Regions from separate parts of the Homo sapiens genome. Here region 2 is linked to region 1. The links are chromatin loops, found by intact Hi-C in ENCODE. Cell type or tissue: PC-3. All regions are shown on one strand. Each heading gives the region's core, and the rest is flanking DNA. Links, peaks and the distances in the headings are about the cores only. Region 1 overlaps SCHLAP1 (SWI/SNF complex antagonist associated with prostate cancer 1). Region 2 holds the start of SCHLAP1 (SWI/SNF complex antagonist associated with prostate cancer 1).

Region 1 (12,661 bases), core at 5,234-9,233:
TATACTGTCCTTATGAACCTTGAAACCTGGCATTTGTTTGGCCTCCTTGTGGGTGAAAGCTCTTCAAGCATTCATTTCCAGAATGGAAAGGTTTCATCTGTATTAAAAATGTGCTTGAGCAAGTATTAGGTTGGTGCAAAAGTAATTCCGGTTTTTGCCATTATGGCAAAAACCGGAATTACTTTTGCACCAACCCTAATAATTTTTCTCCACAATCAGCTTATGTAGAGAGTTTCCAAAAGTTCTTCAACTGCCTTCACTGCACTCGCAGATTCAGCACTCACTTTCACATTGTATAATGAATAACAATTCTTGAATCATTTAAAATACCCAAAACTAACAATAAATTCAGCATGGTAATCAGGTAGAGCCTTTTCTTTCAACATCAAAAACAAACTTTTTGCTTGTGTCATGATTTTCATGGTGCTGAGAGGAATATACTTCTGTGTCTAGTCTTCAATCCAGGTCATTAGAAGTTTCTGTATGTTTGATATAGGTCTTTTTAAAATTGTGTTAGTTGCATTGCCTTCAGAGAAGCAGATTCTTTAACAGTTTCTGTTACTTTGCTCATGTCCTTCAGGATTGTAACCATCATGGAATGGGACATGCCTGACTGCGAACAATAACTATCACTGATTTTTCACCTTTGTAGTTCTTAATCACTTTTAATTTCGTTTCGAGGTCAGTCACTGAACATGACCTCTTTTTGGCAACATTAGCGGTGGATTTTGAAGACTTAGAGGCCATGCTGAACAAAACAACAGGAGATTACGTTAAACATAAGAGAAAATTATGCAATCAAAAGATGCGGTGAACACAAGATATATGAGGCTGCTATTGGGGTAACATGGCATAACTGTTTCATAGTAAACCTTTTTGTATAAGTAGAAGAAGTACACTCTAAAATAACCACAAAAATTATAGTTTTGGAAATGCCTAAACCAGTAGCTGGTGTTTATTATCATTCTCAAGTGTTATGTATTATAGTATAACTAATTGTATGTGCTATGCGTTTATACAACTGGCAGCACAATAGGTTTGTTTACAGCAGCATCACCACTAACACATGAATGATGCATTGTGCTATGATGTTACCGTGGCCACAATGTGAACAGGTGATAGGAATTTTTCAGCTCCATTATAATATTTTTAAGACCACCTTCATATATACGGTTCATTGTTGACTGAAATGTAATCATGTGGTGCATATGACTATATTTTACTAGCTATCTGGGTACCCCTTCACCCAGTCAAGTTGACACCTAATTAACCATCACAGCAGGAGATGGCAAACTATATAGTCCAAGAGTTAAATCTGGCCTGCTACTTCTTTTATAAAAAGATTTCATTGGAACAAAGCCACACTCATTTCTTTAATGTATTATATATACTACTGCTTTCATGTGAGACAGAGACATTATGGCCTGTACTAGGGAAGTTAGTCTTTCCCGGATTTTTCACTGTTCCTACAGAGACCCAGCCCCCTGAGCAACGGAAATTGACAAGTTATAAAGACAGGGAATGCCTTCTTTTCTCCCCCAAAACATTTGCTCTCCACAATTTAAAGTTACATATTTATACTTCAAAGGGGAATGAAACTAGGAGCCATTTGTTTTCATTCCAAAGAATTATACTTTAAGGATCTTCAACTTTTGTTTTAGTAAAGATTTATTTATATTAGGAAGATAATATTTATGTTCTTCTCTCATGTGGAGAGGAGGGCAGCTGTATAGCAGTTCCCATTGAAACTGCCAGATTCATAACTCTGGGGTTCCACTCCTGTGTATATCTCAAAATCAAGTTGTCTTCAACTCTTTTAATCTGCAAGATTTTCCAGGCTAGTCCTTTGCATTTCTATATGAATTTTAGCATTAGGTTATCAATTTCCATGAAAATCTCTGCTGGGATTTTGATTGAATCTGTAGGTACATTTGAAGATAGTTAACATATAAAAATACTAAACTTTTCCAATCTATGATTACAATATATCTCTTCATTTATCTAGGTCTTTAATTTTTCTAAGTAATATTAGTAGTTGCCAGAGTACAATTCTTGTAAAACTTTCACTAAATTTATTCCTAAGAGTTTGATGGGGGTTTTAATGTGATATTTCAAATTGGTTATTGCTGGTATATAAAAATACAATTGATTTTTGCAAATGCACCTGTTTAGTTTGTGACAATCTGAGCCCAGTACATGGTTCTCTGATTCCTAAGCCAGGAGTCTCTCTGTAACCAAACTGCTATTATGTGAGCATAGAACAGCTCTCAAAGTAAATGTCCCACTTCTATTTCTGGCAGGTTATGTTTAGCTACCTTTCCAAAAGAGTCCCAATCCTAGTATGCCTTTCAACAGTGTCTGCTCCCTCTGTACTGGAAATTGTAAAAAAAAAAAAAAAGAAAAAGAAAAAAAAAAAGAAAAGAAAAAAGATGCCTTTCTAAATTCTCATAATTTTTTTATTCTAGGAATTAAAAAAAAAACTTGGAATATTTTTAAGTATGAATCTCTTGATTTTGCCTCAAATAAGCATATAGTATTCAACCACATCTGTGAATCTTATTTTAGCCCAAGAACTTTTGTTTTTAATTTTTAATGTTTTCAAATTATTGAATTTCTGTTTTTACTAGCCACTTCTATTCATTCATTCTAAAAATATAGTCTATATATTCCTGGTGCTGTAGTAGGCCCTGGTTTAAAAGTGTCAGCAAAAACAGGTCATTTTCTGCACTCATTATACTTAAAGTTGAGTGAGGGGACCGCTATTCAGTTTTGAGCATGGTTCAGACTCTCATATCCAAATCCAGAAGTCATAAAATAGGAATTAAACAAATTACCTCTCCTCCGACCCCAAACACATATATTCTTTTTTATGAAGCAAGTGTCTTGTGTGACTCTGTTGGGTCACATAAGACAAAGTATAGGTTGGCCATTAATCTCATGCTTACTGGATATTGTTCCCAAATTCCATCAACAGCATGTAAGATAACATTGGTTTTTAGTATTATTGAGAATTTCTATCTCCTTTTAGTGATAAATCAGAAGATGTGTCAAAGCCTATAAGACAGAACTGAAGATAGTTTTGTTTAATGTAATTAATTATTTTCCTAAATATTGTCTCTAGTTTCCAGTGCTTTCTGAGATTAGTCCTTAGCTTTTATGATAAGTTGTCTAGAAAAGAGCATTGTATTGTTCAAACCAGTTATCCTTTCTGAACAATTTTAGAATGTATTGCTTTTTAAAGAAATAGTCCACTCCTCTATAGCTTAAAAGCTATGACTATCATTATTTCTAAAATGTATTCTTATAGTTTTGAATCAAAAATACAAAAAAAACTCTATAGAGGATAATAGCCCACAACTAATTATCTACAGAAGAGGTTAGTTATGAAAGCCAGAAGAAAAGTTTTTTTATAGAGTTACTCAGCATCTATTCTTCTAATTCTCTTTAGTATAGTACCTATTTCCTATGGATAAGTTTCATACACATTTTTTAATCACAGAATGATTGCTGCTTCTATAGATAAATTTGAACTCAAGGTGAAAATGTTGTGTGCATCAATTTCAAGTCCTTTTTTGGCAGTCTTCTCTTCATTTTGATACTAAAATGGATGTATTGTTTGTGAAAGAATTATATGCAGATTACTGCATGTAGTGTCATTTATTCTTTTACAAATTACACATTTCTCCTCAGTTCTGGAATCATTTACATTATAAAAGCTATGTACAAGAAGAAATAATGAATTTGCTTTTATTCTCAGCACTGGAATCCTCTGTCCTAATGCTATGTCAGTGCTTTATCCACATCTGATTTTAACCTCATCCGCAGAGATGATAAGATGAGGGGAATTTCTTCCACTACAGAAGTCTGACCTATAATTCTGGAAGATCATTTGTAGTGGAGCATTATCTTGAATTTTAGTTCACAGAAGAAAAATTTGAGAGAAAGAAAAAGAAAAATTTAATGCTAAAGATTATTGTGTCTAAAAGCCCATGGTATTCTTTTTCTCTATTTATTTCTCTGCTAAGTGGTTCCTAATTTGCTTTTAAAAAGCAGCAAAATCTTTTGCGCTATTGCTTACCTAATAAGTTTGGACATTGGTGCATGTTAAGAAAAAAATGATGTCCCAAAATATTTAGGGGTTTTTCTTTTCTCCTTTCCTACTTATTTTAGGGATACAAGCTTATATGCCTATGAGGCCCAAGCAGGTTGTATAAAGTTCTGATTCCAGCTTGGTATAAAACACTAGGGATCAGTGGGTCACAGAGACTGAGCACCACCAAAAGGCTCTCAAATCCTAATATTTAAATATGTTTTAGCCAAAACAAACAGTTTGCAAAAGGTGCAGGAGGATATGCAAAATTTAGTCATAAAACCACCAGTTTCCTGATCTTATTTAGATGTCAAATACCAAATATCTTCTCTCTTTAACTCTACAAATAGCCCTGAAAGGGAAGTATCACTGTCCCCACTTCATCAATAAACAGAGAGCCAAGAACATGCATAAGCACTCTAAATATGTGTAAATAAACTTGTCTGTATACACTTATATAGATTATATATGTATCTACATGAGAGGCAGTTACTCAGCAAAAGCAACATCAAATCCAGAGACAGTCAACCTGGACTTCAGTATCAGTTCTGCCCCCAATTTCATATCCAATAATGACAAAGTCACCTAGTCCTTCTTTGCCTTATTTTCCTTCTGTAAAACAAGGATTTTTTTACATATTTTAAGAATTAAAGAGGCAATATATGTGAAGGTGTTGATAGAAAAGAGCAGGACTAAACCACAGTATGACTCAACCATAACTATATAAAGACAACATGGTACCAAGTGGAGAGATGGGCAGCTATAGAGCTATTTTAAGCAAAACAAAGTTTCCCTCCAAAATGTCCGCATCCTAATCTGGAACCTGAGAGCGCGTTATGTTATAGGGCATAGAGGAATTGAGGTTGCAGATGGAATTAAAGTTGCTAATTAGCTAACCTTAAGATCAGAAGAGGATCCTGGATTTTCTGAGTGGGCCCAGGTAATCACAAGGGTCTTTGAACAATAAAGACAGAGACAGAGCTGCATCAGAGTCAAGAAAGGAGGTGTGATGGCAGAAAAGGAGATTGTAATAATGGGAAGTGTGAAAGCTTAATCTTCCACTGCTGGCACTGCTGCCAACGAAAGAGCCTCTAGAAGCTGGAAAAGGCAAGGAAAACAATACTCCCCTGGAGCCTCTAGAAAGGAAGTAGTCCTGCCGACACTTTGATTTCAGCCCAGTGTGACTCATTTTGAAACTCTGACCTCCAGATTTGTGAGATAATTAATGTGTGTTGTTTGAGCCACGAAGGTTGTGTAATGTGTTACAGTTGCAATAGGAAACTAATTCAAGAGCTGACTGGCAGAGGGGGCAATCTGATATTCTCTGCCTGTGTCCCGTTGGCTCCCAGCAATTCACAGGAATGTCAGAGACTGAACGCAAGCTAACTAACCCTTTTCCTTGATATCTGTGGATTTCTGGTTACTTCGCTTAGGCTGTTTCACTGCTCACAGTAAAGCACTGTGGAGACCAGAGAGAATACTCTGGACGAGAACTCATGAAATGTGAACTTTTCTGATTTTCAAACGTCTCTTCCTGTGCCAAATACAGCATTGGGCTCCAGAGTATCGACGGCGCTCTCCTGTGATGTAGGCCGTGAATTTCACGTGATGTGCACCTTGCTCCCAGCATGAATCCTAGACTGAAACTTCTTGGCGGCTGTAAAAATAAGATTTGGGGTTTTCACTTGGCACCTCATTTTCTTAATGTAGCAATAGCTAGTTCTCTCTTTCCCTTTACAGCTTTCACTTGGTCTGGAAAAGCAGAAAAGGATTCGTGTGACTCCTCCTGACTTTCCATTGTCCTATACTGTAATAACTGGGAGAGAAGGGCTGTCCTTGTTTCAGGAGGAGTGTGTGGCAAACAAAATAACTTCCAAATTAATTTGGCTTGCCTGTTGGGTCAACTCCACTTCTTCACTGTCAATCCTTCTGAACTCTATTTCATTTGTAGAATTCATGCTTCAGGATATGCACAAGAGGCCTGGCACATGGCTCATGCTTGTAATCCCAGCACTTTGAGAGGCCGAGGCAGGTGGATCACTTGAGGTTAGGAGTTTGAGGCCAGCCTGGCCAACATGGTGAAACCCTGCCTCTACTGAAAATACAAAAACTAGCCGGGCGTGGTGGTGGATGCCTGTAATGCCAGCTACTTGGGAGGCTGAGAGAGGAGAATCACTTGAACCTGGGAGGCAGAGGTTGCAGTGAACAGAGACTGTGCCATTGCATTCCAGCCTGGGCAACAAGAGCGAAACTACATCTCAAAAAAAAACAAAAAAAGATATGCATAAGGACAGCCTCTGCATGGCAATGCTACAATGTTGGAGAGAGATGATTCCTTACATTTCTTTTTTCTGCTTCTAGCACCCAAGGACACACCACTGACTTATTTTCCAGCCCCCATGCTCAAAGATGCAGTAGTAAGCTTTGGGGTAATCAAGTCATGAAACTTACTTTATCCACCTGTGTCTACTCCAGTTTGTCTCTATGTCCAGTTTGTCTCTATGTCCTCTATGAACTAGAGGAAGTCAGTTTCTATTATCTTGTCTATAAAATGGGAATGGTATTTCCTGGCTTCTCCTTCCTTCATACTGATAAATGTGGTTAATAATGGAAGCTGAGAATAGCCGCACAGTTCTGACTTCCTCAGAGATGTGGCTAAATAAAAATTATATAATACATATTAGTGTTCATCTAGACATGCCTAATGAAAAGAAAGCTAAATGGGGAAGAGAGTGCTATGGACATTACAAATTCCACATGTTCCTTTTAAAGCTTAGATTAAGCCTGAGCCTCATTAGCAAAAGTGCCTCAGCCACTTGATCACATAACCTCTGGGGAGAGTCTGACAGTAGTGGTGTCTCTTTTGGTTGCTTTTGCTTCCTTTGTATACCCTCAAATTTCATTTAAGATTTTCACAAAAATAGATGTAGTAGCTCAATGTTTTCTTCTTTTCATCATATTTTTTTCAGAAATATAAACTGTCTTCTTAGTTGAAACATTCTTGTATCATTAATGATGGACTCACTATATGTCTAAACTATATTTTGTATCAGTAAATATATTACAAAATTGTGGTTTTATTCTTTTTTAGAGGCAAAATGAGGCTGGCATTTGAAACAACGCTGTGAGACAAACTCTCTTTATCTACCCCCTCCCCACCTTCTCTCTCTCTCTCTTTCTCTCTCAATCGCTCTCTCTGGATAGACACACATGCCTGCTCCCATGCACACATGCACACACTCTACCCCCAGAGTTAGATGGTTATATACTGAACTTGAAGAAAACTTCAGCTAGCAGTTGGTCTTTGAAATCTTTTGTATTTACTTATGCCTTTAGAGCTCAGTATTGTTTTCATCTGCTATCCTTCCAGAAAATAAAAGAGATACCCACAACATTCTGTATATTAATGCCATAAATGCCTGCCTCTGGCAAAGCCTTAATGTGTGAACAAAGAAAGGAATTGTTCACACAGCAAAACATACAAGGAGAAATGTATATCAGTGGTGGAAACCTCTCTGTCAGAGGGAATTTCAGATCATTTCAATGTTTACATTTGCAACTGAAGCATATTGACAGAGCAAAGCAAATAAATGTACACTAGGAAATGCAGGAAGAAAATTATTTGCCCAGATACTGCAAAGATTTTCTAGCTATGTGAGAAATGAAAATGCATTTTTGCCATATTTGGTAAACTGAATGTTATTAAGAGGACAAACCTCATGTAAAAAGGAGATAAGCAGAAACTGATTTGAATATTATTGCAGAGCAAAGTAAATAATCATGATGCATTCAACCTTTATAAATGTGCAAAAACAGATTAATTTTCCCAATTACAAGCCTTAATAATATTAAATGACTTTAAACACATGAAGTAGGGTAAGAAATAGATAGCAATGATAATACACGAGTGTGTTATAAGGGATATTAATGAATAATTGGTTACACAAAAGAGGGAGGGGATGGAGAAAAAAGGGAAAATGCTGGATTAAAGTTAAACAGATATCCTGAATACTTGTCATATCCTTAAAGGCTAATATACGTTCTGAATCTCTAAATAGAAATAGAGTATACAGTGTTTTCTAAACTTCTTAATCCCAAAAATACTTTCGCAAAGCACCTCGAGAGACTAAGAGTTGTGAGGAATACATAGGTAAATGAATATCTTTCCAATTGACTTAGACTTAGAGTTAAACTGAATTGCACAGGGGCAGTGGCTAATGCCTATAATCCCAGCACTTTGGGAGGCTGAGGTGGACAGATACCCTGAGGTCAGGAGCTCAAGACCAGCCTGGCCAACATGGTGAAACCCTGTCTCTACTAAAAGTACAAAAATTAGTCAGGCATGGTGGTCGACACCTGTAATCCCAGCACTTTGGGAGGCTGAGGCAGGAGAACCACTTGAACCCAGGGAGGCTGAGGTTGCAGTGAGCCAAGATCACATCATTGCACTCCAGCCTGGGCAACAAGACTGAGGCTCCATCTCAAAAAATAAATAAAATTAAAATAAAATAAAATAAAATAAAAAACTGAATTGCACATTCTATTCTAGATGTTGATACAATGATGGTTATTGAAATCTGATTTTTTGCAAATTAATAAATGAGCTACAGATGTGCAAATAGAGAAGTCATTATTCTATATTTGTTTCTGAAATCTAGTTCCCTATTTCTGAGAGTTGCAGGGGTTATGCCAGAAAATTGCTGACCAGATAGTCACAAAGAGGTATTACCAGATGGTCTCACAGTATATTGGCAATGTTACGATGATCCAGGTCCAGAAACTTGACTTTTTCATAACCAATATTGTATTGTCAATCCCATAGTTATAGACCTGGATTCTTTTTTAAAAAATTCACTGGTTTTCAATGAAAAAGAAAATTGTCGGTTCAAAGATGGCCAAATAGGAACAGCTGTGGTCTGCAGCTCCCAGCATGATTGATGCAGAAGATGGGTGATTTCTGCATTTCCAACTGAGGTACCTGGTTCATCTCATTGAGACTGGTTGGACAGTGGGTGCAGTCCACGGAGGGCAAGCTGAAGTAGAGCGGGGCATCACTTCACTCGGGAAGCACAAGGGGTTAGGGGATTTCCCTTTCCTAGCCAAGGGACGCCATGACAGACTGTACCTGGAAAAACGGGACACTCCCACCCAAATACTACACTTTTCCCAAGGTCTTAGTAACTGGCAGACAAGGAGATTCTCTCCTGTGCCTGGCTCAGTGGGTCCCACGCCCATGGAGCCTTGCTCACTGCTAGCACAGCAGTCTGAGATAGAACTGGGAGGCAGCAGCCTGGCTTGGGGAGGGGCATCCACCATTGCTGAGGTTTGAGTAGGTAAACAAAGCGGTTGGGAAGCTCAAATTGGGCGGAGCCCACTGCAGCTCCACAAGGCCTACTGCCTCTAGACTCCACCTCTGTGGGCAGGGGATAGCTGAACAAAAGGCAGCAGAGAACTTCTGCAGACATAAACGTCCCTGTCTGACAACTCTGAAGAGAGTAGTGGTTCTCCCAGCACGGCATTTGAGCTCTGAGAACAGACGGACTGCCTCCTCAAGTGGATCCCTGACCTTCGTATAGCCTAACTGGGAGACACCTCCCATTACGGGCCAACAGATGCCTCATATAGGTGGGTGCCCCTCTGGGGCGAAGCTTCCAGAGGAAAGATCAGGCAGCAATATTTGCTGTTCTGCAATATTTGCTGTTCTGCAGCCTCCACTGGTGATACCCAGGCAAACAGGGTCTGCAGTGGACCTCCAGCAAACTCCAGCAGACCTGCAGCTGAGGGATCTGACTGTTAGAAGGAAGACTAACAAACAAAAAGGAATAGCATCAACATCAACAGAAAGGACATCTACACCAAAATCCTATCTGTAGGTCACCAACATCAAAGACCAAAGGTAGATAAAACCACAAAGATGGGGAGAAACCAGAGCAGAAAATCTGAAAATTCTATAAATCAGAGCACCTCTTCTCCTCCGAAGGATCACAGCTCCTCGCCAGCAATGGAACAAAGCTGGGCAGAGAATGGCTTTGATGAGTTGACAGAAGTAGGCTTCAGAAGGCCAGTAATAACAAACTTCTCTGTGCTAACGGAGCACGTGTGAACCCATTGCAAGGAAGCTAAAAACCTTGAAAAAAGGTTAGACAAATGGCTAGCCAGAATAAACAGTGTAGAGAACACCTTAAATGACCTGATGGAGCTGAAATCCATGGAACAAGAACTTTGTGATGCATGCACAGGCTTCAATAGCCAATTAGATCAAGTGGAAGAAAGGGTATCCATGATTGAAGATCAAATTAATGAAATAAAGCAAGAAAACAGGGTTAGAGAAAAAAGAGTAAAAAGAAATGAGCAAAGCCGCCAAGAAATATGGGAATATGTGAAAAGACTAAATCTACATTCAATTGGTGTACCTGAAAGGGTTGGGAAGAATGGAACCAAGTTGGAAAACATTCTTCAGGATATTATCCAGGAGAATTTCCCCAACCTAGCAAGGCAGGTCAACATTCAAATTCAGGAAATACAGAGAACACCACAAAGATACTCCTCGAGAAGAGCAACCCCAAGACACATAATTGTCAGATTTGCCAAGGTTCAAATGAAGGAAAAAATGTTAAGGGCAGACAAAGAGAAAAGTCGAGTTACCCACAAAGGGAAGCCCATCAGACTAACAGCAGATCTCTTGGCAGAAACCCTAAAAGCCAGAAGAGAGTGGGGGCCAATGTTCAACATTCTTAAAGAAAAGAATTTTCAAACAAGAATTTCATATCCAGCCAAATTAAGCCTCATAAGTGAAGGAGAAATAAAATCCTTTACAGACAAGCAAATGCTGAGAGATTTTTTCACCACCAGGCCTGTTTTACAAGAGCTCCTGAAGGAAGCACTAAACATGGGAAGAAACAACCGATATCAGCCATTGCAAAAACATGCCAAACTGTAAAGATCATCAATGCTATGAAGAAACTGCATCAATTAACAGGCAAAATAACCAGCTAACATCATAATGACAGGATCAAATTCACACATAACGATATTAACCTTAAATGTAAACGGGCTAACTGCCCCAATTAAAAGACACAGACTGGCGAATTGGACAAAGAGTCAAGACCCATCAGTGTGCTGTATTCAGGAGACCCATCTCACATGCAGAGACACACATAGGCTCAAAATAAAGGGATGGAGAAAGATCTACCAAGCAAATGGAAAACAAAAAAAAAGGCAGAGGTTGCAATCCTAGTCTCTGATAAAACAGACTTTAAACCAACAAAGATCAAAAGAGACAAAGAAGGCCATTACATAAGGGTAAAAGGATCAATTCAACAAGAAGAGCTAACTATCCTAAATATGTATGCACCCAATACAGGAGCACCCAGATTCATAAAGCAAGTCCTTAGAGACCCACAAAGAGACTTAAACTCCCGCACAATGATAATGGGAGACTTTAACACCCCACTGTCAATATCAGACAGATCGAGACAGAAGGTTAACAAGGATATCCAGGACTAGAACTCAGCTTTGCACCAAGCAGACCTAATAGACAACTACAGAACTCTCCACCACAAATCAACAGAATATACATTCTTCTCAGCACCACATTGCACTTATTCTAAAATTGACCACATAGTTGGAAGTAAAGCACTCCTCAGCAAATGTAAAAGAACAGAAATCACAACAAACTGTCTCTCAGACCACAGTGCAATCAAACTAGAACTCAGGATTAAGAAATTCACTCAAAACCGCTCAACTACATGGAAACTGAACAACCTGCTCCTGAATGACTACTGGGTACATAACGATTTTGAAACTAACGAGAACAAAGACACAACATACCAGAATCTCTGGGACACATTCAAAGCAGTATGTAGAGGGAAATTTATAGCACTAAATGCCCACGAGAGAAAGCATGAAAGATCTAAAATTGACACCCTAACATCACAACTAAAGGAACTAGAGAAGCAAGAGCAAACACATTCAAAAGCTAGCAGAAGGCAAGAAATAACTAAGATCACAGCAGAACTGAAGGAAATGGAGACACAAAAAACCCTTCAAAAAATCAATGAATCCAGGAGCTGGTTTTTTGAAAAGATCAACAAAATTGATAGACTGCTAGCAAGACTAATAAGGAAGAAAAGAGAGAAGAATCAAATAGATGCAATAAAAAATGATAAAGGGGATGTCACCACCAATCCCACAGAAATACAAACTACCATCAGAGAATACTATAAACACCTCTATGCAAATCAACTAGAAAATCTAGAAGAAATGGATAAATTTCTGGACACATACACCCTCCCAAGACTAAACCAGGAAGAAGTTGAATCTCTGAACAGGCCAATGACAGGCTCTGAAATTTGAGGCAATAATTAATAGCCTACCAACCAAAAGAAGTCCAGGACCAGACGGATTCACAGCTGAATTCTACCAGAGGTACAAGGAGGAGCTGGTACCATTCCTTCTGAAACTATGCCAATCAATAGAAAAAGAGGGAATCCTCCCTAACTCATTTTATGAGGCCAGCATCATCCTGATACCAAAGCCTGGCAGAGACACAACAAAAAAAGAGAATTTTAG
Region 2 (12,661 bases), core at 3,725-7,724, 71 kb before region 1:
TTAAAAAATAAATGCCACTTTAAGGAAAAACTTTAATTGGCTAAATTTTGTCCTTAAGCTTTTGCCAGATATTAAAAAGAGAGTGAGACTGAGAGAAAAAAGACAGATCAAATGAGTCAAAAACTACTACTTAAACTAGTCCTAGAAAGTCAAAGCTTAAGTGGGGGACATTAACTTCTAATTTAAGTCTGTTCCTACTCATTTTTCTCTAGCAGGTCCACATCTTCTGTGTCCTTTGCACATGTTAGTACTAATGCCTATCTATGCTTTGCTTCTTTTTATTTTCCCCAGTTGGAATCCCATCCTATTTCCACCATCTAGATCTCTCCCTTTTTTTAGAGCCTGACTCCACCCTTCAATGCTCCAAAGAACATTCTCCACTAAATGTCATCAGGCTATAATGGTACATTTCTTTATATTATTTCACCTATGCCATTTTATATGTCATACATACACGCATACACACACAAAACACACACACACACACACACACACACACACACACACACACGCAATTTCTACCCAACAATATGAAACAATTTCTTTTAAGAAAGGGACCAATTCTTTGATTGATTTTATATTATTAAAAATACCCCTTAAAACAATATACTATTTTTCCACATTGTGGAATAATACATTTAAAATAAAATAGACTTTTCAGATAGCTGGAGTTTTTATTCTGGGAATTCCCAAGAAAGAAAGATAGCTGAAAATACAGAGAGGATAGGCATCGTCAGGGAGGTTTCAGTTAATTGGATAAGGTATGGCTCATTTGACTAATTCCTCTTCTTCCCTGAATTCAAGGTTACTTTTATCTTGACTGCTTGAGCTCATGGTATTACTCTTCAAGCAAACTTTAGGAGACTCACAGGACATGAGACTAGATTTCAACTTACAGATTTTCACTTAAGCATAATTTTCACAGCAAAAGAGAAAAATCAGAAGTAGGATATGGCATGAAGCAAAGATGGCAAGATAGATAATATGTGATCAGCTGTGGCTTTAAAAAAGAGAGAGAGAAAAGAAAACTACTGTGGGGAAGGGCAGACGGAAGAGGGAGAATGGTATGGGAATCAACTAGGGAAAATAGTAGATTTTACATCATTTTAAAAGATATTTTGCTAGACAGGAAAAGAAGTCAAGGTAGGTAACAATTCAACCCAAGAAACATAGATGAATGAAATACAATAAATGTTGGACCTATCTGCTATCTTGTGATTCCTTCTGCCTGGTTTTGTCTTTCACTATTTTCTCTTAACTAATAACTTCCAAAATCTCAGGGACAAACTCTAATCTTCTGTCTCCAAATAACAAATATAAACATTTATTCAAGACTTAAGAATCAGGATATTTGTGTTAGAATCCTAGCTCTGCAGTTGTAAGCTGTGTCTTTAAATAATTCATTCAACTTATTTGACCTTCAGTTTTGTATTTGTAAAATGGGCATAATAATAGTGCCTAAAGTTGTGAGAATGTTACAAAATACCATGAGAAAATGCCTTGAAAATATAAATCTTTATGCAAATATAAAGACTCCTAAGTATATTTTAATATGAATATTTTTATGTCAAATTCAGTGTTTTAAAACACATTTAATAGCTTACCATCCAGAATTGTTTCTTTTTCTTTATATTTTTAATGCTGTTAGCTTTCAATTGTTGTCTTATCCAGCTGGAATGAAAACTTAGGGTTATCTTTGAATCCTTCCCATCTTTAAATATTAACTAACTGCTGCCTGTTATTACTTTGCAACACTGGAGATGTGAATCTCTTTCCATTTTGACTGTTTTTGTGCCTCTTTTTCTCTAGAAGATTGCCTTTGGCACACTACTGTGCAGCTCATTCATCTAAACCTCTGCTCCTACCATCTTACCTCCCTTACAGATTGTTTCAGTAGCTCCTCCATTTAAAGTAAAATTTCCTCAATTAGGCCTTATCATCAGCCACAATCTTACTCTGCCTTAACCTTTCAGAGTGTGTTTCCCCTTATGAATCCTCTGGGCCTCCCAAATGTTTTCTTTCAATCTATCTAGTATATCATGAATAATGGGTAACAGTGTTATAGGGGATGGTTGGGCTTAAGGCCCTAAAACTATTAAAATGAATATAGTCGTATGAGTAGAGAAGACAGCATATAATTTCATAGCATCAGGGCATTCTTAAGACACCTGGGCTATTGTCTGCTTTTTTCATTTTGTCCATGTACATAAATGGTTCATACAATATTAGTTTTGGTTAAAAATAGCTTCTAACTAAAACAATAGACTTATGATGAAAACGAATATGGGAACTTGGATATCTATGGCCAAAATTCATCCAAATCAAGTAATAATAGTTTTTAAGATGATAAAAAAATTATACAAAACTAGTTCCTAAACACACACACATACACTGCCCTTTAATATTATAATTTTGTTTCTCTGAATAGAATTGAAAAGAACACTCAGCCACATTGTTGTAACATGTTGGATCCTATTATTTTTAGGTTGCTAACCAATACCAATTTGCACCAAAAGAAAGAGTTACAATTGATGAAAAAAATTAAACAGATTCAAGTTTGATTTTATCACAGTTTTAATCCCTTTAACACAATATTTCATTTTTTTATGTCAAACACCCATTGAACTCTGTTTTGTGGATGTTTTGTTAAAGCATATTGTCCTGACATTTAATGCAAGCAAGTCATTGTTAAAGACATCTCAGTGTATCCTGCCATTATCTCTTCCTTCTGTTAAATGGTCACTGGATACATCAAGTCTACCTCAGAGATGGCTCCAGAATGATGGTTATCTGTCCAGATATAGGCCAAATGAATGTCTGTAAGGAATCAAGTCATTTTTCAGAAAACAGCACTACCCAACTTCAGCTCATGAAAAGGTCCCAAAGTTTTTCATAGACATGATTACTGCCTGGAAGTTTTTCAAAGCAAGAATAATCAATAGCCCAAAAGAACCCCAAACTGAGCCTCAAATCTCCTCTGTTGGTAATGCTAACGTGTATAATTAGGACATAATGTATTTCTGTTAAACTTTGTGCATGATTTGAAGATGCTAATGATAAGAAGTTCTATTTTGGACAACTGTGTATTACTCCTGGATTAGCTGGAGATAGTAGATGCAGTAGATACCCAGTGATGGAGACTGCACAACATGGTGTCCTCCCTCAGTTGCTTTAGGGTCACACAAGAAGACACAGAGCACATGGACGTTGAACTTCATGATAAAATACAAATTGTGTGATGCAAATAGCTAAGTGGTTGTGCATAACAAATACTGAACAAACGGATAGAAAATGGATTCCAGGGAGTTTGCAGTATCACTCACCATGGTTGGAAGAGGGTATTGGGGCTCAGTCAATCTTAAAGTTACATGAACACTTTTTATTTGATACCAGATGTAACTGAACAATGTTCCTTTTGATGTATGAGGCCAACCAAAATATCACCTCCAGGTTTTCTTTTCCCTTTAATGCAGGAAATTTAATTTGGTAGGAAAATATAGGTCTCTTCTCACCTTCTTCAGTTTCCTCCCTCCCTCCCTTCCTCCCTCCCTTCTTTCCTTCCTTTCTTCCTTCCTTCCAAGTCTTAGTACATATATAGAGAGGCATTCTGGCCATTAGTTTTTCATGAAAGTAGTTTATTCCTGAATCATAGGCTGTTTACAGTCATTGTACAGCTTGCATATATTTATCTTTAATCATCAGTTGCCTGGGAAATGATACAACATAAGATGTTGGTATGAGACAGATATTCTTCTCTCTTCCATTGTTCTCTCTCTCTCTCCCTGTGTGTGTGTGTGTGTGTGTATGTGTGTGTGTGTGTATTTATAAGGAAAGACTGCTGCTGTGTTAAATAATCAGATGTAATGCTTATAAGTATTTTATATAGTATTTCAAAACACAGACCCATAGCCAAGGAAAGTATTCCCTGTTATGATATTGCTGCTTAACAGTAAACCACTAATAGTATCCCTGAATCCCTGGGTGGTATTAGAAACAAGTCAGCACACCTGAGCTAAGGAGAATACATTTAGGTGGAGTTATACTGGATTTCAGCCCCTTGTTTCTCAGAGTCAAGGAGAGGGAGATAAGACAGTAAAATATGGCTTTTCAGTGGGTCATTTTGAGAGGTGACAGCGTGCTGGCAGTCCTCACAGCCCTCGCTCGCTCTCAGCGCCTCCTCTGCCTTGGCTCCCACTTTGGCGGCACTTTAGGAGCCCTTCAGCCCACCGCTGCACTGTAGGAGCCCCTTTCTGAGCTGGCCAAGGCCGGAGCCGGCTCCCTCAGCTTGCAGGGAGGTGTGGAGGGAGAGGCGCGAGTGGGAACCCGGGCTGCGCCTGGCGCTTGCGGGCCAGCTGGAGTTCCAGGTGGGCGTGGGCTTGGCGGGCCCCGCACTCGGAGCAGCCGGCCGGCCCTGCCGGCCCCGGGCAATGAGGGGCTTAGCACCCGGGCCAGCGGCTGCGGAGGGTGTACGGGGTCCCCCAGCAGTGCCAGCCCACCGGCGCTGCGCTCGATTTCTTACCGGGCCTTAGCTGCCTTCCCGCGGTGCAGGGCTCGGGACCTGCATCCCGCCATGCCTAAGCCTCCCACCGCCTCCATGGGCTCCTGTGAGGCCCGAGCCTCCACGATGAGCGCCGCTCCCTGCTCCACGGTGCCCAGTCCCATCGACCACCCAAGGGCTGAGAAGTGCAGGCACAGGGCGCGGGAGTGGCAGGCAGCTCCACCTGCAGCCCCCGTGCAGGATCCACTGGGTGAAGCCAGCTGGACTCCTGAGTCTGGTGGGGACTTGGAGAATCTTTGTGTCTAGCTCAGGGATTGTAAACGCACCAATCAGCGCCCTGTCAAAACAGACCACTCGGCTCTACGAATCAGCAGGATGTGGGTGGGGCCAGGTAAGAGAATAAAAGCAGGCTGCCCGAGCCAGCAGTGGCAACCTGATGGGGTCCCTTTTCAAGCTGTGGAACCTTTGTTCTTTCTCTGTTTGCAATAAATCTTGCCACTGCTCACTCTTTGGGTCCACACTGCTTTTATGAGCTGTAACACTCACCGCGAAGGTCCGCAGCTTCACTCCTGAAGCCAGCGAGACCACGAGCCTACTGGGAGGAACGAACAACTCCCGACGCGCCGCCTTAAGAGCTGTAACACTCACCGCGAAGGTCTGCAGCTTCACTCCTGAGCCAGCGAGACCACGAACCCACCAGAAGGAAAAAACTCCGAACACATCTGAACATCAGAAGCAACAAACTCCGGACACGCCGCCTTTAAGAACTGTAACACTCACTGCGAGGGTCCGCGGCTTCATTCTTGAAGTGAGTGAGACCAAGAACCCACCAGTTCTGGACACAATTTCAAGTCCTCAGGGTGAGTTTTCCCCAGCTGAGTGAGAATATAAATTAGTCACAGGAGTACCCTGAATCACTGTTTGGTTGGACTAGTTTTTCTAGGTGAACACTGTGCTGGCTGTGTGGCACAAACTCCTGATTGGTCAGACTGAAATTTCCTTGCGGAAGAAAGAGGAGTATGTTTTTATTGAATCCTATTATTTCTTAACTCCTAGGACAGACTTCTGCACAGTAAGGGCCTATCAAATATACCTATTAGGATAATTATATTAGCTTTTCAGAAGACAGTTACCAGGACTGTGTGATTTGTGCTTTTCTATATTTTTCCCTTTGTGCTTAGCTTAAATCTATTTGGCAATGTTGGTAGTGACTTTCTTGAATACTGTAAGGTTCTATGAACATTAATCTAGCTAATTTTATTTTATGCCACAGCAAATTCTCAAAGCAGAATATTGGTCTCGGCTGGGCGCAGTGGCTCATGCCTGTAACCCCAGCACTTTGGGAGGCCGAGGCAGGTGGGTCACCTGTGGTCAGGAGTTCAAGCCTGGCCAACATGGTGAAACCCCATCTCTACTAAAAATTGGCTGGGCTTGGTGGTGCCTTTAATCCCAGCTACTTGGAAGGCTGGGTTAGGAGAATTGCTTGAACCCCGGGGGAGAGAGCTTTCAGTGAGTGGAGATCATGCCACTGTACCTCAGCCTGTGCCACAGGAGCGAAACTCCGTCTCAAAATAATAATAATAATGGTCTCATGATACTCATAATAGTGGTAGTTTGTGCTCTAAGACTGTCAATTATTCTGTAATATATTTGTATTAGGTTGAGGAGAAAAGAATTTGGGGAATCAGAAGAAAGAAATAAAAAGAAGAAAGGAGGCGGCTGAAATTTCAATAGGTCACCCAACATCATCCGTTCCTTGCAGCAGAAGCTAGTATTGTCATAGAGGAAGACACAAGAGTAGGGAAAAGCAGGAGTCTGTAAATCAAAAGAGCTCTGTCCTACTCCCAGTGAGCAGTGCAACTGGAAGAAATTCTAGAACTTCTCTATGCTCCATTTTCTATTTTAAAAACATTTTTTAAAAACTTTCTTAATTATAACACAACCATCTTTTTGAGTATAATTTTTTTCTTCACAAAGTACTAAAGCTACTAGTTAAGCTTCCTTTGTGTAAGCCTCAGAACAGGAAAGTTCTGTTGACAGAGCAATCTCTTTATTTTTTTGTTTTATTTGCCTATAGGATGACATCTTAAAAATCTCAAAAGCAGAAAAACATAGCTGAGAAATGAACAGCTTATTTAGTCTAACTCATGGGAAATGCAGCTAGCACATGTTATAAGACTTCTAGAATTTGTTGATTCATGTGAGCATTAATGATCTTTATTTGATTTTAAAAATGAAACTTTCATTTCAAGCTGCCAAGCCGAAACATTTGCATCCTGTACAAATGAGTACTAAAGGCCCTTTCATTGGCAGATTATTGGCTGTGCTATGGAAATGAGAAGATTGACTCTATGAATATTGTATCTTTAGCTGTGATCAACTCATTCTGAAGATGACATGACATGATATGACTGATCATAAAAAATTTATTGGTCTATTTTCCAAAGTTTGTTGAGTTACTTTAAAACATAAAGTTATATTTCCCATTTAAGTTTCTTTCCTTTGAAAACTACAATGAATCTTTTTCTGCAAAGACAGATCTTAAAAAGGTCAGCCATTTTTAGCCATTCATGCAGAAGTACATCTCACATTGACATCAAAATGGAAAATATTTTAATTATTTCTTGTTTCACAAATAAAAATAATAATCATTGGACTGAGAAAGGTATAAACAATTTCTGGTAAACTTTTGCTGAGAAAGCTGTGAGAAATGAAACTATCAGGGTAAAACTTATAATACCTGCTTAGATTTCAGACATAAAGTAAATTTCCCAGTCATCATTTTAAAACAGCTGTGAAGTTCATTATAAATAATGTTATAAATTATATGCGATAATCTTTTTTTTTTTGCAATTGTCAGTGTGTTTATCTCTTGTGATCCTTCTTTTTTTCCAAAATTCTATTAGCCCTAAGGAAATGTTTACATTTTGTCAGAAGCTGTTGAGACTAAAGTTTGTGGCTTTTTAACATATACAATGTTAGCATTATTCTTTGTTCACTGAACATCCATAGCTCTCCCTGTGACAGGCTGTCAAGAAATATGTCTCTGAAAAGACAGGTTAGCTCCTCAAAGACAATCACTGATGCAATTCTAAACGATGTTCTACACCCCACCAGAGTGCCCCTTACTGTTCTCGTGTGCAGTGATGTGATGTCTGAACTATTTGTTTGCTCTGCCATAAGATAGCATTAGCAGATGTAATGTGAACAGATCACTCATTTGCAGAAATATTTATGGTAGTGCTTTCAAAGGATCATTCAATCTGCAAGTTGCAATTGGTGAAGCATGTAGCAAGGACTGTTTCTAAAACCATGTAGGCTAAAATGTCATACTACAAGGCAGTTAAAATGGTTAATATGTGTATGTCCAGAGATTAGAAAACACATGCTGTCATATTTGAGCAGATTCAATACACGTGCATTTTCAGTAAAGCAGAAGTAATCATCTTATGTTGAAAGGGCTAGGTTAAATTGCTTTAAGAAAAAAGCTTCCCTAACACATACTTTATGCTGCCCATCAAGGAAGCTTTCCATATCTAAAATGCATCTTCTTCTACCTGACAGAGCTTTTTTAACATAATATTGTTTTCTGAGCAATACTTAAAATCACACTTCACAGCATGTGATTGCAACACATTTAAAAGTGAAACTGAGCCAGTCCTACTCTTTATAAGGCTGCTGATAAATTTTTCTATCATAATGAGAAACGCCATAGAAGATGAATTAATTCAACAGATACACATAAGTGTGATTCTGGCCACAAACAATTGCTTTCATCCCTGGGATGCAGCATCGCATGCTTTCATTAAACACCTCACTGTGCTCTAATTATTGACAGTCTTTTAGTCCAAAAACAGCCCAGAAGCAGGTCATAAAACATAATGCCCGGCCAATGGATGCTGGCAGATCTTTGTCAAAAGTTTGGCAAAGGTATCTGAGAAATCTCTGAGAGGATAAGAAGAGAAAACTAAATACATGCGGCTAAAAGCTAGGGAATACCACAGGGATCTGACTTTTGGACACTTCTTAATATAATACTTTCATTACTTTGGGCTACTTAGCGCAGTGATAATTTACTAAACAGAAGCAATTTACTAAAGAGACTCCAGAAATGTAAAAGAATTATTGCACCTCTGGAAAAAGTACATAACATTCCCTCTGAAAAGATGAGACCCAGCATTTCCAATAAAGTTGATTTACTACTTAATGCGCCTCTGAAACAGCGTGGTGTTGGTTCAGAGAGCAGTTTGCAGCAATTCGATTTACACTAATCAAATGAAATGGTACATTTTCCTGACACCTAAATGAAGTACACATTTTAAAAAATTACTTAAGAAAATAGATATTTGAAATATTTAGTCATTGTGATGGAAGCTAGCAGACATTTCACACTTTAAATGGATGGCTTCTAGTTGTCTCTAAAGATACATCTTTGTAATCATCCATCTTGTAAGTTTGCTTTTAGAAATAAAATCTCATCCTTCTAATTGTGTTTAACCTTATGTCAAAAATATTTTAAATACAGTCCTGTGTCACTTAACAATGAGGATACACTTCTGAGAAACACATCATTAGGCAATTTTGTCATTGTGCAAACATCACAGAGTGTACTTAATAGATGTCATAGCCTGCTAGATTTACCCAGGCTATGTGGTACAGCCTATTGCTTCTAGGCTACAAGCCTGCATGTCGTGTTACTGTACAGAATACTGTAGGCAATTATAACACAATTGTAAGTATTTGTGTATCTAAACATAGAAAAGTACAATAAAATATAGTAGTACAATCTTATGAGACCACCATGATATATACAGTAATGGTGTTATGTGGTGCCTAACTATATATTTAAGAGACCTCGTGAATAGAATGAGAAAGTATAGCCAAATAGGAGTTCTAAAAAATTATATAAGAAATGATGCCATTAAATATTTTTCTTAAAAGGTGATGGGTGTTTGTGTAAGGGCAGAAATTTTGTAAGGTTTATATTACGCTTACAGGTACTGAACACCTGCTACATGCTGGTTATGGTCCCAGGTGCTTAAATTACAAAATTGTACACAACATACTCCTTTTATTTAACAAATGTAACTTTATTATTGGAAATCATTTGGTGTCACAGAATCGTGTAAGAGAGCATCCAAACCAGATCTGGCATGTTAAGGAGATCTCCAAAATCCTGAACTGAGGTGGAAAAACAAAGATGTAGTTGTTTCCAGGATATGAGTAGTATGTGTCTTTTTGGGCACAAGGGGCAATGAGCCTGGGGGTGAACCCAGGTAGAAAGTGTAGAAAATGTGGCTTGGACAAAAGCACCAGTATGTGAACTTGTCCTCCTGATGGGATAGGGAAAGTACCGGGCAAGGGGGAGAGTCAGATGGAGTCGGGTGGGACTTGGTGAGGTGATGTCACATTACAAAGGACTCATTGACATGCTAGACACCCAAATCTAACTCTGTGTGTCATGAGGAATTGTAAAAGGCTTTTAAGCAAGGTACTGACATGGTCGTAGTCTTTTAGAATGAGAAATGAGGAAGAATTGAAATGAATACAAAATGGACACAGGGAGATAAATTAGAAGACTGATATAGTAAAGGTGAAGACCTCAACTGAGTCAGTCACTGTAGGAGAGAAGATTCTACAGATACTAAAGCAGTAGAATCAGATTCAACTCAAGACAAATTCTATGGAGAAGGTGAATGAGAAGGAATACTCAAATACAAAATCTGGTCTCAGATTTGCTTTTTTTTGTAAAGATAACTAGACGAGATATTATTGACCCTAGCCAAAAATAAGAGAAGAAAGAGGAGGGGTAATTTGGGGGGAAGAAAATAAATATATTGTGTTGAATGCTGGCCTGGAGCTTATTAAATGAGATTTGGGCTGTGATATGGATTTTAAAGTCACTGGAGTGAAAAAGATTATTAAATTTATGTATGTGGAAGATATCTAGGGAAAATATTTGAAGAGAAACAGCTCCAGGAAAGCATATTAGGAAAAAACACATGCATAACTACTATTGAAGGAATGTAAATCTATACAGCCAACTTTAAAAACACATCCAGAAAAGCTGAAGAAGAGAAGAATACTTTACAGAAAAAAGAGAAAGAATTTCAAGAAAGTCAAAGTCATTTAAGATATTTGAGAACTACAGAGAAGTAAATTAACATAAAGATTGAAGAAAGATCACCTAAATAAAGAAGTAGTTGCAAGGAAGAAGCTGAGATGAGAGAGACTGATGGCAGCGTGCTGGGGGAAGAAAGAGAGGAGAAAGTGATGCCATGAAGAGGAAGCAAGCAAGAGGAAAAAGAGGGGGGACAGCTCCTAGAGGAGGTAGGACCCAGGGATGTGGTTATTTGTATAAGAGGGAGGTTTGAACAAGTTGATTATGTTGAGAATGCAAATTGTATTAGTCTGTTCTAATGCTGTTAATAAAGACACACCTGAGACTGGGTAACTTATAAATGAAAGAGATTTAATTGACTCACAGTTCCACATGGCTGGGAGGACTCACAATCATGGCGGAAGAGCAAGGGACTTCCTTACGTGGCAGCAGGCAAGAAGGAAAATGAGACAGAAGCGAAAGTGGAAACCCCTTATAAAACCATCAGATTTTGTGAAACATTCACTACCACAGGAATAGTATGGCAGAAATTTTGTAACATTTAGATTACATGTACAGATACTGAACAGCTGCTATATGCCAGTTGGCTGAGTAGTATTCCATTGTGTATATATGCCACATTTTTAAAATCCATTCATCTCTTGTTAGACACTTAGGTTGTTTCCATATCTTGACTACTGTGAATAATGCTGCAATGAACATGCCGATTTCAGTTTCTTTGGGTATATACCCAGAAGTGGGATTGCTGGATCATGTGATAATTCTATGTTTAGTTTTTTGAGGAACCTTTATACTGTTTGCCATGACTGTACTAATTTACAATACCACAATTTCTGCACATCCTTAACTGACCTTTGTTGTCTTTCAACTTTTTAATAAGACTCAATCTAGTATGAGATGATGCTTCATTGGGGATTTAATTTGCATTTCTCTGATGATTAATGATGTTGAGGATATTTTCATACATCTATTTGTCACAGGATCCTTGGAGTGTCGTTTCACCAGCCAGAAACCTCTGTGGCTGGTGGCACCTTTGCCCAAGTTTTGCTCAGGCCCACTGGGCTTGTTCTGCCCACTCAGCCTGGCAAGCAGCACTCAGTTTGCACTACTGGCTGAGATCCCACACCTGCCAAGGGAGAGCTAGGTGCAGGGTGGTGAGGGGTGTGTGAGTGAGCACAGGGTCCTGCCACTGCACACAGCCAGGCAAGCCAGATGCAGCCGAGCAGGCAGCTCCAGATGTTGGCACAGGTGCCAGCTCTGTGCAAGGCTGCAGCTGGACCAGATGCACCACAAGCGCCTTCTGCTGTGGGCACCTCCATCTGGACAAAGGGGATGCAGTGGTGCCCAGAAGCTTGGAGATGCCAGAAACCGCAGAGCCCCAAATAAGGTGTCACAGCCCTGGCTCAGGGAACCCCTAAGTCTGGGCTTCTGGAAGGGCCGCAGCTCTTCTCTCCTTCTTATCACCCTCAATGTGGTGAGTTGGGGGGAATGTTTCAGCCCTGTTTGTGTTAAAGCTCTTTCACTCCCACCATTCAGTGGGTCCCAAGTTCTTGTCCCATGTCCAGGGAGAATGAGGTATATGGACAACTGGAGGGTGAGCAAGGTGAAGAGGTGCTTTATTGAGCAACAAAACAGCTCTCAGGAGACTCAAAGTCAGTAGCTCCTTTCTTTAGACAGGTCACCCCAATGAGTGCAGGCCTCAGCAGAGAGAAGACCTGGTGTGGGTACCTCCTATCTGCAGGCAGGTCATCATGATGAGTGTGCAGTCCTCAGTGGTGAGGAAGCCCGAAGTGGTTACCTCCTATCTGCTGGCAGGTTGTCCTGTCGTCTCTGTGAGTCTGGCTGAATTTGGGGTTTTTATGGGTTTCAGAAGGGAGGAAGTGCATGCCAGTTGGTCCCTGGGCAGCCATGTGCGGGCCCAGAAAAATCACCATAAGTTCTCACTCCCCCTATGGACTCCACCCAGAACTGACAGCCTGGCCCCCAGGGTGCAGGCCATCCCTGGCTTGAAGGTGGGGCTTCACCAGGGACACACACCTTTC

The links. Peaks named below come from ENCODE experiments on the same cell type or tissue, not always from the same donor. Only the 100,000 strongest peaks of a DNase experiment are listed, where the experiment ranks them.
Region 2: it touches region 1 in a loop (8-fold over the local background); 1 of 110 quality-filtered maps calls a loop at or near these places.

What each region holds. Positions count from the first base shown.
Region 1 is chr2:180,756,132-180,768,792 of GRCh38, forward strand. All of the region lies in intron 3 of SCHLAP1 (SWI/SNF complex antagonist associated with prostate cancer 1), which reads left to right. Among named protein-coding and RNA genes, the nearest start is that of SCHLAP1, 70 kb to the left of the region's middle. In PC-3, for the core only: no CTCF peak of the experiment used is centred there; no DNase peak of the experiment used is centred there; H3K27ac peaks cover 1,514 bases.
Region 2 is chr2:180,687,084-180,699,744 of GRCh38, forward strand. SCHLAP1 (SWI/SNF complex antagonist associated with prostate cancer 1) reads left to right here and starts at 5,021. Exons shown (of 6, transcript NR_104325.1): 1 at 5,021-5,358. In PC-3, for the core only: no CTCF peak of the experiment used is centred there; DNase peaks (open chromatin) are centred at 3,728 and 5,418; H3K4me3 peaks cover 3,102 bases; H3K27ac peaks cover 3,258 bases.